2 separate regions of the Homo sapiens genome follow, and region 2 is linked to region 1. A link is a loop called in an ENCODE intact Hi-C map of the cell type or tissue named here. Cell type or tissue: B cell. All regions are shown on one strand. Each heading gives the region's core, and the rest is flanking DNA. Links, peaks and the distances in the headings are about the cores only.

The links. Hi-C counts contacts between places; a loop is a spot of excess contacts. Peaks named below come from ENCODE experiments on the same cell type or tissue, not always from the same donor. Only the 100,000 strongest peaks of a DNase experiment are listed, where the experiment ranks them.
Region 2: a loop joins it to region 1, with 6 times the contacts of the local background. A loop is called at or near these places in 7 of 110 quality-filtered maps.

What each region holds. Positions count from the first base shown.
Region 1 is chr18:58,654,052-58,662,389 of GRCh38, forward strand. LINC03110 (long intergenic non-protein coding RNA 3110) reads left to right here and starts at 4,488. Exons shown (of 4, transcript NR_187442.1): 1 at 4,488-4,580; 2 at 5,812-5,962; 3 at 6,381-6,519. In B cell, for the core only: no CTCF peak of the experiment used is centred there; DNase peaks (open chromatin) are centred at 3,298, 4,320 and 4,840; H3K4me3 peaks cover 3,802 bases; H3K27ac peaks cover 4,887 bases.
Region 2 is chr18:58,548,060-58,556,397 of GRCh38, forward strand. All of the region lies in intron 4 of ALPK2 (alpha kinase 2), which reads right to left. Among named protein-coding and RNA genes, the nearest start is that of ALPK2-AS1, 4.8 kb to the right of the region's middle. In B cell, for the core only: no CTCF peak of the experiment used is centred there; a DNase peak (open chromatin) is centred at 4,152.

The sequences.
Region 1 (8,338 bases), core at 66-8,065:
CATTCTTTTCAAAAAAATTTTTAACTTCTGTCTTCATTTATTCATTGACCCAGCAATTGTTCAGGCGCATGTTGTTTAATTTGTATAGATTCCAAAGTTCCTCTTGATATTGATTTCTACCTTTATTCCACTGTGGTCTGAGAAAATACTTGATCTAATTCTGATTTTTAAAAATTTGTTAAGACTTGTTTTGTGGCCTAACATGTGGTTTATCTTGGAGAACATCCCATGTACTGATGAAAAGAATGCACCTTGTAGTTGTATGTGGTTTGGGGGCAGAATGTTCTGTAAATGTCTGTTAAGTCTATTTGGTCTAAAGTCCAATTTAAGTCCGATGTTTCTTTGTTAATGTTCTGTCTCTGTGATTTCTCTAGTGCTGTGAGTGGGGTATTAAAATCCCCTGCTATTATTGTATTGCTGTCTATCTTTCTTTAGGTCTAGTAATATTTGTTTTGTGAATTTGGGTGCTCTGATGTTGGGTGCATATATATTTAGAATTGTTATATCCTCTTGCTGAATTGATCCCTTGATTATTATATAATGGCCTTCATTTTTTTAAATTATATTATGTTTTTGGTTTAAAGTCTGTTTTATCTGATATAAGCATAGCTATTCCTGCTCACTTTTGATTTCCATTTACTTGGAATCTCATTTTCCACCTCTTTACTTTTAGTCTATGTGTTTTTATGGGTAAGGTGAACTTATTGTAGGCAGCATATAGTTGGATCATGTTTTTTAAATCCATTCTACCAAACTCTACCTTTAAAGTGGCACGTTTAATCCATTTATATTCAAGGTTAATATTGACACAGGAGGCTTTGTTCCTGTCAAATTGCTGATTGTTTTCAAGTCGTTTTTATAAATTCTTTGTTTCTTTTCTTTCCTTGTCTTTGTGGTTTGATGAAATTCTGTTGTGTTGCCATTTGATTCCTTTCTTTTCCTCCTTTGTGTTGCTGTTTTATACGAACTGTGAACTTTCTAGATTTTCTAGTTGGTGAGTGTGCAGCTACTCGTAATAGTCTCTAATGATCTTTTGTATTTCTGTGGTTTCAGTCGTAATGTTTCCTTTTTCATTTCTGATTGTGTTTATTTGGATCTTCTCTCTTCTTTGTTAGTCTAGCTAGTGGTTTATCATTTTTGTTTACCTTTTCAAAGAACCGCTTTTCATTTCAACAGTCCTTCGTATTTTTAAATCTCTATTTCATTTAGTTCTGTGTGTCTTTTATATTTCTGTGTGTTTTCATAATGGTGAAAATTAACCTTTCACTTCCATGTTTAAGACCCCTTTGAGCATTTCCTGTACAGCTGATCTAGTGGTGACAAATTCCCTCAGCATTTGCTTGTCTGGGAAGGAGTTTATTTCTCCTTGATTTATGAAGTCAGCTTCTGGCAGGACACAAAACTCTTGACTGACAGGTTCTGCTTAAGTTTAATATTTTTCTGTGGCTGCTAATTGTTCACATGTTTTCATTATGAAGTAATTTTAATGCCACTTTGGTGGGCTGTTAATCCCTTTGGGGGCCTCATGCAAGCAAGAGCTAGCACAAAGGATCAATTTAGGTCTTGTTCTGGGGGTTACCTAGAGGGGCAGCAAAACCTCAGTAGGGTAAGCCATAAATAATCTAAAGTTCCTAAGAGCTGAAGAAGAAGGAAATGGCCATCCAAAATAGAGCTGTACTTGCCCCAGCTAGGGAAATTAGGAACGAGAGATACCCAGTGATGAGGGTTGGGTCTTTGAAGAAGTGTCTATTAATATGGCCACCAGAGAGCTCTAAACATCTGCCAAGTTTCTAGAGCCCCCTGTTAGCTCAACATAACAGTACCAGCCAGGTAAGCATTCCTTGTACCCCATACCTCTTCTCCCTTCCTGCAGTTTATGCTTGCAGGGTCAGAAACCACACTTGGCAAACTGCAGAAGAAAAGGTAAAAGCAGGCCGGGCGTGGTGGCTCATGCCTGTAATCCCAGCACTTTGGGAGGCCAAGGTGGGCGGATCACGAGGTCAAGAGATCGAGACCATCCTGGCCAACATGGTGAAACCCCGTCTCTACTAAAAATACAAAAAATTAGCCGGGCGTGGTGGCAGGCACCTGTAATCCCAGCTACTTGGGAGGCTGAGGCAGGAGAATCACTTGAACCTGGGAGGTGGAGGTTGCAGTGAGCCAAGATGGCACCATTGCACTCCAGCCTGGGCAAAAAGAGTGAAACTCCGTCTCAGAAAGAAAAAAAAAAGGTAAAAGCATTAGATGGAATCACATGGAAACAGCCTACCTCCTTCCTTCCTCACTGCAGGCTTCTCATCTGAGCTCGGGAAAGGAGGAGCCTCCTAGATTTGATTATGTGATGATTACCCAAGATTGGACATTTTAATTACTAATTGCAAGACCTTTTTATTGCACATGAATAAATGGAATAGTCATATTGTCCCAAATTTAATCGAGGGTGGGACAAAGACTAATTCCACAGAATACATTTAAAGCAATAGTGGGAGTTAAAAGTAAAATTGCATTATAATTAGACCCTCCAAGTCCTGCCTGTTTAACTTAAGGTTGCTCACACTACTGAGGCGAGATAGAAAAGTAGTTGGTGAATTTCAATTGGAAAAGTGTAGCCATGGGAAGGAACCTAGGAGTCTCATCTCTCTCCTGAAGTTAATCTGCCCAATGTCTCAAAGGCCTCAAGAACTGTTCTCAGGGAAGTATTAGAATGCAAATAAAACCACCATTCTACTTTTGACTAGAAATCCTCTGGTGGTTGCCTGAGATGGGGAGGTATTGTTTAATGGGTATAGAGTTTCAGTTGGGGAAGATGAAAAAGTTCTGGAGATGAATGGTGATGTCACAACAATGTGAATGTACTTAATGCCACTAAATTGCACGCTAAAAAATGTTAAAATGGAAAATCTTATGTATTGTATATTTCATCACAATAAAAAAATAGCATAGGATGATTGTTTATCCACTGGGAAAATAAAATAAAATAATCATTATTACCTCTAAAACCAAAATAAAACCCTGATGGATGCTTTGCCAGTTAAAGCATCTTCAGAAAGATGACAAGAAGTTAGACACTGTATCCACAGGAACAATTTGGCTTAGGCAGAAAAGGGAGATTTGTAGGCTCACCCAACTGAACTGCAGGAAAGGTGGGTATGAGCTGGACCTCAGGACTGACCACACCTGGGACTGGAACACCACCCGCCCTTTCTCTGTCTCTTGTTTCTGCTTCTCTCAGTGCACCAGCCACTCTCTCCCACCACAGACTGGCTTCTTCTGCACAGCCTGTGGGACATGGCCACCGAACAGCTCAGACTCATACCTCACAGGTTTGCCACCTGAGCAAACCCAAGATCTTCCATCTGGTTGAAGGTCAGAAGTCTCAGGACTGAATTTGGGGAACATGCCTATCTGTAGCCAATCACTGAGTTAGGGAAGCAGATCAGTCAGAAACTGGGGGATCCCATTAAACCACACTGTGGAAAGCAGTATTCCTGAGAACAGAGTGCTACTCCACTCTAGGCAGACAAAGCAGTAGCCACCAGCTATCTGCACAGTCCTTCCCTTCTCTGGAACAGATCCCAAACAGTGCTGGGAAGACCTCAGCAGCACAGTTGGACCACCTATGTGCTCCTTCCGCCCTCATTACTTGTACATCCTGGATCCCTGGATTTCTTAGCTAATGCTGGGTTGGCAGAAATGAGGGGGAGGGGAGCAGTAGAATCCTGCCCTAAATTGCAGCCAGTCATCTGAGGTCATTTTTTCCTTGTCAATGCTATATCCCCAGAGGGTTGGACCCTTCTCTATTCTGTTATGCTTTATTCAGACAATTTCTAGAACAATGTTGGCCAGTATAGATGATTCCCGTCATTTTATCTCTACTACCTAGGTCCAAAGATTCCCCCCACAACCTTGTGAATCTCTGACTCAGTGTTATTAGTCTTAAAAACCCAGGTGCTGAACCAGACTATGCTGTGCTCCTCTTTGGAGTGAATCTTGGATTATCAAATAATCAAATAATGGCTAAGATCAGCCCTTGTTTCCCCATGTCCCTGCTTAGTGCCAGCTCTGTCTTCATCCCCTCCCAGGCTTGGCCACCCTTCTGCTGAGATGCACCCTAGCATGTTGCCCATAAAGGAATGTGAAAAAAGTATCTACACTTCTGAAGATAGTGTGCTCCACCCTTCAAAGCTTTAGGAAGATAAATTTAGACATAAAACAGGAAGTATTTCTCTGTGTGGCTAAGAGTGATCTAAGAGAAGTTATTTCCTCAAGATATTTTGAAGCTGTAGTGTGGGGAAACAGTTCTCAAACCCCAGTGTGGATCAGGATCACCTGGAGGGCTTACTAAGCTACATATTGTTGGGTCCACCCCAGAGTTTCGATTCAGTCGATCAGGGGATCAGAGGTGGGGCCTAAGAATTTGCATGTTTTTAACTCTTTTTTTTTTTTTTTTTTTTTGAGATGGAGTCTCGCTCTGTCACCCAGGCTGGAGTACAGTGGCAAGATCTCGACTCACTGCAACCTCTGCCTGCCGGGTTCAAGCAATTCTCCTGGCTCAGCCTCCCAAGTAGCTGGGATTACAGGTGCGTGCTGCCATACCCGGCTAATTTTTTATATTTTTGGTAGAGACAGGGTTTCGTCATGTTGGCCAGGCTGGTCTCAAACTCCTGACCTCAAGTGATCAGCCCACCTCAGCCTCCCAAAGTGCTGGGATTACAGGTGTGAGCCACCACACCCAGCCAGAATTTACATTTTTCAAAAGGTCCCTGATGTTGCTGAGGCAGGACCACACTTTAAGAACCACTATAGTAGAGGTTTAGGAAGAGACAGAGAAAAATCTCTCCAGGCTACAAGACTGTCTGATGCTGAAGGTCTTGGCCTAGGTCAGCTAAGGTGCTCTTTAGGGTTGATATTCTGTGATTGTTAAACAGGTGACTAAATATGTATCTGTGTCAAGCTACTCTTATTATCATTAAACAGTTCTTGACTGCTTACTTTATTAAAATATAAGAATTTCCAAGAGCTTCGGACCTCTGATCTATATATAACAGAACTTCATTAAGTATAACTCACTAAGTCACTTAGTGAAAAGCTTGAACTACAGAATAGTCTAACTAATTGCCCTTTCAAATAGGCATTTAACAATAATTTCAACTAGCCTCCTACAAAACTGTTTCACAGCAAAGCTTTCACTGATGTTTTTGCAAAATGAATTTAATTACTAATTATCATATAAGGATTAGCATATAGCTGATATGTAAATGTCTTAGGTATGATTTAAACTGTTGAGTCAACTGAACATGTACCTTCCTCTCCCACTTCCTCCAACAAATAAATCTTACTTGTATTTTAATTTAATACTGTGTCCATTCTTCTGAAATAGCTGTTTATTCTGAACATCTAATTTTAGACATATAACTAATATGGTACAATTTTCAACTGCCGGTTATTTAAATGCTGCCCCCTCCCTGACACAAATAAATCTTATTTACATATTATTTGCTTCATAAGTATTCCACCATCCTGCAGTCACTGTGATCATTGTCCCCAGCTAGTCTTTGATCTGTGATAATTGTCCACAGGTAGTCTTTGATCATATGTTCTCCTGTCTGGAGGAACTAATATGTCCTTCCAACTCTGCCCAGCCTTCAGGTACAATTTAGGCCCCTACTTTTCTCTTAGGCTTTCTTCAGCCACTGTAACTTTTTTAAGTTTCTCCCTTATCCAAAGTCCCTTACTACTTAGAACCTCGGAAGTAAAGGGACCTCAGAGAACATCCAGTCCACGCTGCCCTCTGTTTAAATGTGTCTACAGTGTACCACACCAAGGAACTCCCACACTCTGAATGAACAGCCCAGTGATCAGGAGCTTTGAATCAATTCTTGGCACCTAACAGTTTGTGAAGAGTCTGCTAAACTCCCTCTATCAGAAATCCCAGAGGACTGAGAACAGGTCATCCTTGGAGGTATGTAATACAGTATTTAACCACCTTTCTACCTGAGTGTGCTTACCTGCAAAGGGTAATGTCGATATTAACCGAGAATGATCATGGTTGTCACATTTAAACTAATAATAATAAAGTACACAATTTATTATGCAGAAAGAATCATGCCTTCATAATCAGTCTTCACAAAGATTCCTTTAACTCTCTGCACCCACCATTCCTAATCCTGGAAAATTATTTCTCTTTGCTCTTTGCTCATCCATAGGCTCTTTGACAAAAGTCTCCAGAAAACTACTGAACTACACACATCAACAATAAAGAAGTCCTAATGTCCAAAACCTTGCTTGTCACTTTTTTGTTTGTATAATTTATCTCCACAACTAGATCATAGGCTTCTAGAAAACATGAGTTCTGTTTTAAATTTTGTGCCCCTTGGCAGCTGTATCTGAATGGAGTCAGGATCTGGAAGCCCAAGTCTCCTTGTCAATGTCTGCTTGGTTCCCAAGGACACCTGTAAATGGAAGAGGGGCATAGTACACAGAAGACATTGCTGGCAAGTGTGGTCTCTTTACGATCAGGTGAGTCATCTGCTGAAATCTTTATAATAGACTTCTACCTTGATGGAATGGGTTGGACTAACGAGGAACCACCATTACTCCAAGGCCCAGAGCAGAGCTGGGCCATCAACTGTCTCCACACTTCCTGTCTTCTAGGTGCCACCCTGATCCCTCATTGCCTTTCAGCTGCATGTCTAAATCCCCACCCCACCCCTCATCTAGTTGGCTTTGATTCCAAGGACCTAGGACTGGAGTAGGGCTTTCACAAATAAGACAGCAGGAATGTAATGCAACCTAATGAGCAGACTAAGAAAGCATCTATACAGAAGAACAGACATACAAATACCAAGGCAGATAAGAGTGACAAAAGACAAAAAAAAAAAAAAAAAAAAGAGAGAGAGAGAGAAAAAGCTGAAGCCGGTCAGAATTCATCAGGGGATGGTGTATGTCTACCACCTCAGTGGTCCTTTAAAGGTAAACGGGCTTATTTTTCATGCACCAGCCTATGGTCCCTTCACTGGGACACTCTCAACATCCCCGGCTTTTTATAACTCTGGCTGGAAAGGTCAGCTCTGAACTCTTCCTGGGCAGGGAAAGGAGTTCACATAGGGATTGGGGATGGAGTACGGGAGCAGAGGAGCAGTGCCTATGTTAGAAACCGGTAGGAAGGCCGGGCGCGGTGGCTTGCGCCTGTAATCCCACCACTTTGAGAGGCTGAGGTGGGTGGATCAACTGAGGTCAGGAGTTTGAGACCAGCCTGACCAATATGGTGAAACCTCATCTCTACTAAAAATATAAAAATTAGCTGGGCGTGGTGGCATGTGCCTGTAGTCCCAGCAGCTGGGCAGGAGAATTGCTTGAACCCAGGAGGTGGAGGTTGCCGTGGGGCAAGATCGTGCCACTGCACTCCAGCCTGGGTGACAGAGGAAAACTCTGGTTTCAGAAAAAAATAAAATAAAATAAAATAAAATAAAAGCAGCAGCAGCAGCTGGTAGGAGCTGGATGCCTGGAAGAATAAAGAGCCTTTCTCCCTTAGGAGTGAGCCTAATAGATGGATCTTTACTCCCTTTCTCCTGGGCCCTCTACTGGTCTTTGCTTCTCCCATTTTTCACATTCTGACTGCATATACATACATGGCAATATATAGAGAATTTGGCCCCTTGACTCTCACCAGAAGCACCCCCCCAGCCCCATGACTCTGATTTCTTCAATGACATACGTTAAGTACTTTTTCTCCAAAGGTGAAATGATCCTAGGCTTTCTCAAGGGCAATGATTCTGAGCCTTACCCACATTTTAGAATCAGCTTAGGAAACACAAAAAAATCTCAATGACCAGGCAGCACCCCCAAGCCAATCAAGTAAGAATCTGGGGTGTAAGACTCAGACATGAGTATATTTTTTTAAATTGTTTATTTTTATGGGGACCTAGCAGGTATCTATATTTATGGGATATGTGAGCAATTTGGATACAGGCAAACAATATATAATAATCACATTGGGGGAAATGGGGTGTCCATCACCTCACGCATTTCTCATGTCTTTGTATTACAAACATTCCAATTATGCTTTTAGTTATTTTTAAGTGTACAATGAATTTTTTTTTACTTTAGCCACAGATCTAGGTACATTTTTAAACTCCCCAAATGATTCTAATATGCAGTCAAGGCTGAGCCAGCTGCCCTGGAGATGGTCCATCCCTTTTCAGGCCTCGCTGCACATCAGACTCATCTGAGGAACTTTTAAAACCACTGTTGCCTGTGCCCCACCCAAACCAATTAAAATCACTGTCTCTGGGGACTACAGCCAAGATATCAGTATGATTCTTTTTGTGTGTGCGAT
Region 2 (8,338 bases), core at 42-8,041, 110 kb before region 1:
GAAGCAGGAAATACTTGTCACGATTACTACACTAGTACTTTGCCTCTTCAGTGTGGGCTTCAAAGTGTACAGCAGTGATGGTATTCGGCTATTGGAAAATCTGAATATAAACATAAATATTAAGCCAGTCACCTGCCTCAGATGCTCATACCAAAAAATGGCGAGAAAATGCAGGTTTGGGGATTGAGGATTCTTTATATCCTATATCTCTTCTCTAGTAAGTCAGCAGGATAGTGATAGGACCTCGGGTTTGGTTTCCTGTGTTTTGTTTTTTTTTTTTCTTTGAGATGGAGTCTCACTATGTTGTCCATATCACAGTGGTGCGATCTCGGCTTATAGCAACATCTGCCATCCAGGTTCAAGTGATTCTCCTGCCTCAGCCTCCCAAGTAGCTGGACTTACAAGCGAGTGCCACCATGGCCAGCTAATTTTTGTATTTTTAGTAGAGATGGGGTTTTGCCCTGTTAGCCAGGCAGGTCTTGAACTTCTGACTTCAAGTGATCCACCCACCTCGGCCTCCCAAAGTGCTGGGATTACAGGCGTGAGTCACCGCGCCCAGCCAGGCTTGGTTTCTTGATTGGCAGAAAATAACCCCTCTGGCAGTACAATCACAGGTGACGCAGCAGGCAACAACGATTACCTGCTAAGACTGAGAGACAGCTTCATTCCAAAAAAGAGACAAAATTTCCTGGGATATTGAGATCGCTGAGAGGGACAACAACATTAATGTTGTTCTACTTGGTGCAATGAGCATGGTAAATGCTCAGAAATTATGTCAAATGAGTGAACATCTATCCAGTCTGATCTTTGTCCAACATCCCTTTGCCAACATATGTAGGAAGGTTTTGCCTCTTCAGTCTGGTTCTCTTCTCATGTCAGATCTCAGCATCTCTCTGTTGAGACATTGATCTCCTACCTGAAAATTGCTCCAGGCTCCTGCGTTTTGGTTAATATGTAGCTTCTACTAAACTAAATCTCTTATTCATCACTAATAGTTTGGTGCCTGGTTTGTTGGGGTCTTTTTTAGATCTAAACCGAAGCTTTATGTTCTCTTTTGAGTAGAGAGAGAGAAGCATCTTTTGTTTTAACCACAAATAATTGAGGTTTCAAGTATGTACCACTTAGAAGACATCAGCATAACTGTACCGACTATAGCCAGGCACCATGCACTGAAAGTGAGGATGTCCAGTTTACCCTGGGCACAGAGCTATAAATTGCAAGGTACAACAGCAGGGTTGCATTTAAAGATGAGGGAAATCAAAGGTAAGATGTGAACTGAGGAGGACTATGGTGCAGATTACACCAGAAATTCAGGGGCCCCTTTGGATGGATCCATCGAAACAAACTTTCCCCTTGTAGATGGAAGGAAAAATAACAATTCACAGAAAAGTTTCTGGGAAGCTGAAGTTGGTAGGGAAATGCCTGGAGAACCAAGGAGGAGGAAACATCTGGAATTCAATGTTGTGATTTGAGCTAGGAAGGCAAAATATACACTGAGCTGATATTTGTGCATATGGTGGCTTGAAAATTCACACACCTTACTTCTCAGGTGCCTGAGTAAATGCAATCCCTTTATTTTGTCTCTGAAACCGATCCTGTCTTCCTCATGGGCCCCCAATCAGGGATGTGGGAGATGAGTGGAAAATAACAAAATTTTCTTTCTGATTAAGCCTATTCTGGTCCAATCCCTTGGGCAGTCCTCTAGGGAATGCTCACTTTCTAGTACTGCTGGCCCCACCCTCTGGAAGACAGTGTCTGAGCTGCCCTGCATGGGTAGGTGGAAGGGTGGCTAGTTCCTGTGTCCTGAAAGGGAAGCAGGCAAAGCTCTCCTGTCCTCTCAGTTTCCCTTAGCTTGCTCCACCACAATCCCGGCATTGCAAAACGTGGAGTCAGGACCTACGTGCCCCTCTCACCCTGACTCTGTCTCCGTCACCTTCCTCCTCCCAGTAGCTCTGAGCAGGGAAGGCTGTGTCCACTTGTCCACACCCTCACACCTGTTTGCTTTCAGATTGTGCAGAGATAAGATTCTCTGATCTAAGAAGAAAGGAACATAGAAAACTCTCTCAACAAAGCCAGACTGTAAGGTTATTGTCCTGCTTAAACAAATACAAAACCTATTTATTTTCATCTGTTTGCTTTCCACAGCACAACCCTTATCTATGCCTCTCTCACAGTACAACCCACATTCTGGTGTCTATGACATACAACCTCCTTCCCCTCCTCCATCACGTACAACCCCATCCCCATCTCCATCACGTAAAACCCTATCCCTGCCTTCATCATGAACAACCCCATCTCTGTCTCTATCACATACAACCCCATCCCCATCTCCATCACCTACAACCCCATCCCATTTCCATCATATATGACTCTACCCCCATCTATATCATATACAACCCCATCCCCATCTCCATCATATATGACTCTACCCCCATCTATATCATATACAACCCCATCCCCATCTCCATCACCTACAATCCCATCCCCATCTCTATCATATATGACTCTACCCTCATCTATATCAGATACAACCCATCCCCATCTATATCACATACAACCACATCCCCATCTCCATCACGTACAACCCCATCCCCGTCTCCATCATGTACAACCCCATCCCCACCTCCATCGTGTACAACCCCATCCCCGCTTCCATCACGTACAACCCCATCCCCACCTCCATCACATACAACCCCATCCCTATCTCTATCATGTACAACCCCATCCACATCTCCATCACATACAACCTCATCCCTATCTCCATCATATACAACTCCATCCTCATCTCCAAAACATACAACCCCATCCCCACCTCCATCACATACAACCCCATCCCCACCTCCATCACATGCAACCCCATCCCCACCTCCATTACATACAATCCCATCCCCACCTCCATCACATACAACCCCATCCCTACCTCTATCATATACAACCCCTTCCTCATCTCTGTTGCATACAATTCTCTTCACCTTATCACCATCTCACCCCCGAGATGGAGGTAACCCTAGTTTCCTGGGCTTCTTTAGAAGGTCCCAGAAACAAAAATGGAAAAAAAAAAACCCACATTTTTTTTCTTAATAATTCACTGTATCTACACTATTGGCAACTGTACCTGTTTCCTAGGGCTGCAAATGACCACAAACTGGGCAGCTTAAAACACCACAGCTTTACTCCCTCAGTTCTGGAGGCCAGAAGTGTGCATTCAAGGTGTCGCCAGGGCTGCACTCCTCTGGAGGTCCTCCCTTGCCTCTTCCAGCTTCTGGTGGCTCCTGGCCATCCTTGCCATTCCCTGACCTGTAGATGCATCACTCCAGTCTCTCCCTCCGTCTTCATGTGGCCATCTTCCCTCTATATCTTTCCGTGTGTCCTCTCCTCTTCTTATAAGGACACCAGTCACTGGATTTAGGGCCCACTCTAGTCCAGTATGACCTTATCTTAGCTAATTATATCTGCAGTTTCCATGTGCACAAAATTGCAGGGAACACGATTCAACCCACTAAAGCAATCCATTCTTTTTCCAGCCTGTCCTTTTGGCCCCCCACTCCATGGTCTCCCATTTACTGTCCACAATCAGCAGTGAAGCATAGTCACTTGACTGGGTGGGTGGTGTACACTTGAGAAGAGAAAGGTTTCAAATGAGATTTTAGTGGCAGGACAATGATAGGGAGGTTGTCCCTCTCCTGGAAGTTATGCCTACTTCTGTGCTAAGCAAAATCTGTCCAGAGAGTGGAATTCAGTGCAGCCAAGTCTATTCCTTGTCACCAGCCCAGGCTTCCAGACCCTGCAGTCAGCACCAGCCACTTCAGAATGTTCTGATGAAGACCAACCCATGCCTGAGTGGAATGTTCTGCTATCTCCTTATGAAGAGGCAGGGACTGAAGAGTTCCTTAAGTTTATGGTCAGATTTAGACCCTGAACTAGAAATTTAAGAGATGAAGGAGTAAATGGTTCTCATGATGGTTATTTTCCCACCCAACCCCATCAGTTTGATGGTAAATGTGAAAGCACTTGTTTTTAAATCATCACTTTAAAAAAAAATGCCCCAAATCGCAAGGCAGTATCAAAATACCTGTGCTGACTCAGAAAGATAATTTTTCAAGCATCAGCAGAAAGGGGAACTTACAGAATTTGCAATTTTACCTCCTGCCCTACCTCCCACCCCAACCCCAGTTCTGCAAATGTGGTAGAGGCAGTCAATTGGAGGGGGCGGGGGAATATAATTTTTCACGTTTCTGTCTTGCCTCATTAATCTAATTCCTTTCAACAAATATTGACAGACACTGTGTTTCTTCTGCGCATTCCAAGATGAATCAGACCTAGTGTCTGTCCCAACCCAGCTCACAGAATAACACCCCAGCTGGGCAAACAAATGACTATATGTAAAGGCTAGCACAGAGACAGAAATAACTTGCTACAGTAGAAATAATCTACTTGGGGGAGAAGAGAAGGGACAAGTGTATCAAGGAAAGATACAGAATCAATATATTTGCTGCTGATGCATGTACATTCATTAATTCCTTTATTCAACAAATACTTGTTGAAAGCCGTCTATGTTCCTGGCCTTGTCCTAGCTTCTAAGGAAAACATCGCCAGACAAAGTCTCTGTCTTCTTGAAACTTACATTCTGTGTAGGGAGGTGGTCAAGACTTAGGGTCGGCAGGTGTTCTATAAGGAGACAAGGTTGTTAATGATCTAGAAAGAAAGCTATGGCAGTGGCCCAGATGAAATTATGAAGCCTGGGCTACCGTGGTGGCTGGGGGAATGGAGAGTGGGTTGATTGTGTCCCGCAAAAATAGGTTCAAGTTCTAACCCTTGGTACCTGAGAATGTGACTTTACTTGGGAGTAGGTTTTTACAAATATAATCACATTAAAATGAGGTCATACTGGATTACAGTGGGCCCGAATCCAGTGACTGTTGTCTTCATGGGAAGAGAAAAATTTGAACACAGAGACACAGAGGGAAGAAGGCCATGTGATGATGGAGGCAGAGATTGGATTAATGTTGGCTCCAAACCAAGGAACCCCCAAGGGCTTCTGGCCACCACTGGAGCTAGGCCAGAAGTATGGGATGGCTTCTCTCTCAGACCTCCAGGGAAAACCAATACTGCCAACTGTCTGCTGATTTCAGACTGTGCCTCCTCAATTGTGAGAAAATAAATGTCTGATGCTTGAAGGCACCCCGGTTTTGGGTGCTTTGTTATGGCAGCCCTTGGAATTTAATACAGAGAGGAAAGTTCCATTGCAGAAGACACTGCGGAATTAGAACAGACAGGATTTGGGAATGGGTTAGACACAGGGCCTGAAGAATGCTTCAGCAACCACCCTCAGGACTCCAGCTCAGGGAATTTCACTACAAATAGGCTCAGTGAGGGATGGAGACTGCTTGCTCCAGTACTTGATACACCAAGTAAGTGCTTAATAAATGTTGATATGTTTAGGCTTTGTGTCCCCACCCAAATCTCATCTTGAATTGTAATCCCTATAATCCCCACGCATCAAGGGAGAGACCAGGTGGAGGTAATTGAACAATGGGGGCGGTTTCTCCCAAGCTGTTCTCATGATAGTGACTTCTCACGAGATCTGATGGTTTTCTAAGGGCCTGTTCCCTGCTTCACTTGGCATTTCTCCTTCCTGCTGCCTTGTGAAGAAGGTGCCTTGCTTCCCCTTCACCTTCTGCCGTGATTGTAAGCTTTCTGAGGCTTCCCCAGCCATGCTGAACTGTGAGTCATATTAAATCCTTTCCTTTATAAATTACCCAGTCTCGAGCAGTTGGGGTTTTTTTTTTGGTTTTTTTTTTTTTTTTTTTTTTTTTTTTTGAGACAGAGTCTCACTCTGTCACTCAGGCTAGAGTGCAGTGGCATGATCTTGGCTCACTGAAACCTCTGCCTCCCAGGTTCAAGCGATTCTCCTGCCTCAGCCTCCTGAGTACCTGGGAATACAGGTGTGCGCCACAAAGCCTGGCTAATTTTGTATTTTCAGTAAAGGCGGGATTTCCCCATGTTGGCCAGGCTGGTCTCAAACTCCTGACCTCAAGTGATCCGCTGCCTCGGCCTCCCAAAATGCTGGGATTACAGGCATGAGCCTCTGTGCCCACCCTCAGGCAGTTCTTTACGGCAGTATGAAAACAGACTAATACAAACGTGTTAGCTCAGCTATCGTCTTTGGGGCTGGAATGATGGACATTCGTGTGGATGCTTCTCAGGGTAGATCTATGTGGAAGACAAAGGCAGTCTGCCCAGCACAGAGTTGGTTCAGAATGGTAAGAAATCTGCCACTCTTGTCTCTCTGACTGCAGGGGTTTGGAGAAGAAAACTAGGCACCATGGTTGCTGGTAGTGTGATGGGCTTCAGAGTTCATTTCTCATTCCCTGTCACTAAAGGCCACATCCTGATCCACCAGCCCTGATCATAAGACAGACAGTAGCATCGCGGAGTGGGCACTGACCTGCAGGTGCTCCTCCTTCCACCCCATGGGGGATGTCCCCTCCCTGGCAGCCTGCCAAGGGTCCCCAGCCTCTAATTCTCTTGAGGATCTTGCCTAGGATCCCCGAGATCAGTGTGTCTTGTGCTTCAGTTGGTCCTTTCGACCAGCCGTGAAGTAACAGGCTTCTCTGCCCTCCCTTTTCTCAGGTCTGGAGATTCAAAGGATCTGGCCTGGGGGTTAACAAGCCTGTTTATGCCCATCATTGGAACCAGCTTGATATGGTTTGGCTGTGTCCCCACCCAAATCTTATCTTGAATTGTAGCTCCCATAATCCCCATGTATTGTGGGAGGGACCCCATGGGAGGTAATTGAATCATGGGGGCGGGTTTTCCTGTGCTGTTCTCATGATAGTGAATAAGTCTCACAAGATCTAATGGTTTTATAAAGGGGAGTTCTTTGCACACCCTCTCTTATTGCCGCCATGTAACATATGGCTTTGCTCCTCCTTCGCCTTCTGCCATAATTGTGAGGTCTTCTTAGCCATGTGTAACAGTGAGTCCATTAAACCCAGTCTCGGGTATCTGTTCATAGCAGTATGAAAATGGACTAATACACAGCTCAACAGGCATATGGCAGGGTCTGCCTGGTACAATCTTAACACACAACACTTCAAGAGGGTGGGAACACAGAAAACTGCAAGTTCGAGTTGTTCGAGTAACAACTGGTTAAGCCAGAGCCTCTTCTTAACAATTAGATTCATTCCATATGTGGATTTGGAAGTAATTAACCTGCACTTCTTTAAAATATGTTAAAATTCACATTTTCAGGAGTACAGTAACTAGCTTAGGTGAGATAACACTGAGATTCGAATCATATCTAGGTACCCACAATGGCTAAGTCTAATCATTTCTTGGTTATTATCCTGATTTTCTCTTCTTTGTCAATGTATAATATCACAAAAGAGCAAAGGTAAGCACTGAGCAATTCAGACTTGTTCCAAGCTGTCCGAAGGGAAAGAATTCTCATGTCTGACTTTGAATAGCACCATTATTAACCAATATTACTATTTATTGAATTGTTATAAAGTCTACCTACTCTGGAAATGTCCTTGCCAACCAGGTGCTAAGTGTACCCTTTATCATCTGGTGGGAAGTTGCAGGCCAGCTTTGCCTTGCACACTCCTGGAGAATGGGAGGGGCATGCATGAGGCCCGAAGAACCCCAACCATTTCAGTGGAGATGCTGGTGGCCCAACATGGTGAACACTGTCTCATCCCCCTGCCCTGAGAGTAGGCTCTGCTACTTGTACATGGTTCTAACTGTGAAGGCCCTGGGCCTTTTAAAAACTTTTTTTGAGACAGAGTCTTGCTCTGTCACCCAGGCTGGAGTGCAGTGGCACAATCTCGTCTCACTGCAACCTCTGCCTCCCCGGTTCAAGCGATTCTCCTGCCTCAGCCTCCCAAGTAGCTGGGATTACAGGCACCCGACACCACGCCTGGCTAATTTTTGTATTTTTAGTAGAGACGAGGTTTCACCATGTTAGCCAGGCTGGTCTCAAACTCCTGACCTCAAGTGATCCACCAGCCTCGGCCTCCCAAAGTGCTGGGATTACAGGTTTGAGCCACCACGCCCAGCCTTAAAAACTGTCTTTTAAAGCTATTCATTAATTTATTGGACTAGATCTCACACACACACACACACGCACACACAATTCATGAGGTATGCAGTGAACAGGTATATAGTAAAAATTGTGTCTCTCCACCCAGTTACTCAGTCACCTTCACCAGAGGCCACCACTGTTATCGACAGTTATTTTAGTTTTGAGGAGAGCTAAGGAACTCAGACCTAAAATGGAATTAGGGAAGCTATTTAACCTCATCGATAGAGACAGAGCCTGGAGTCAGCAGCCTGC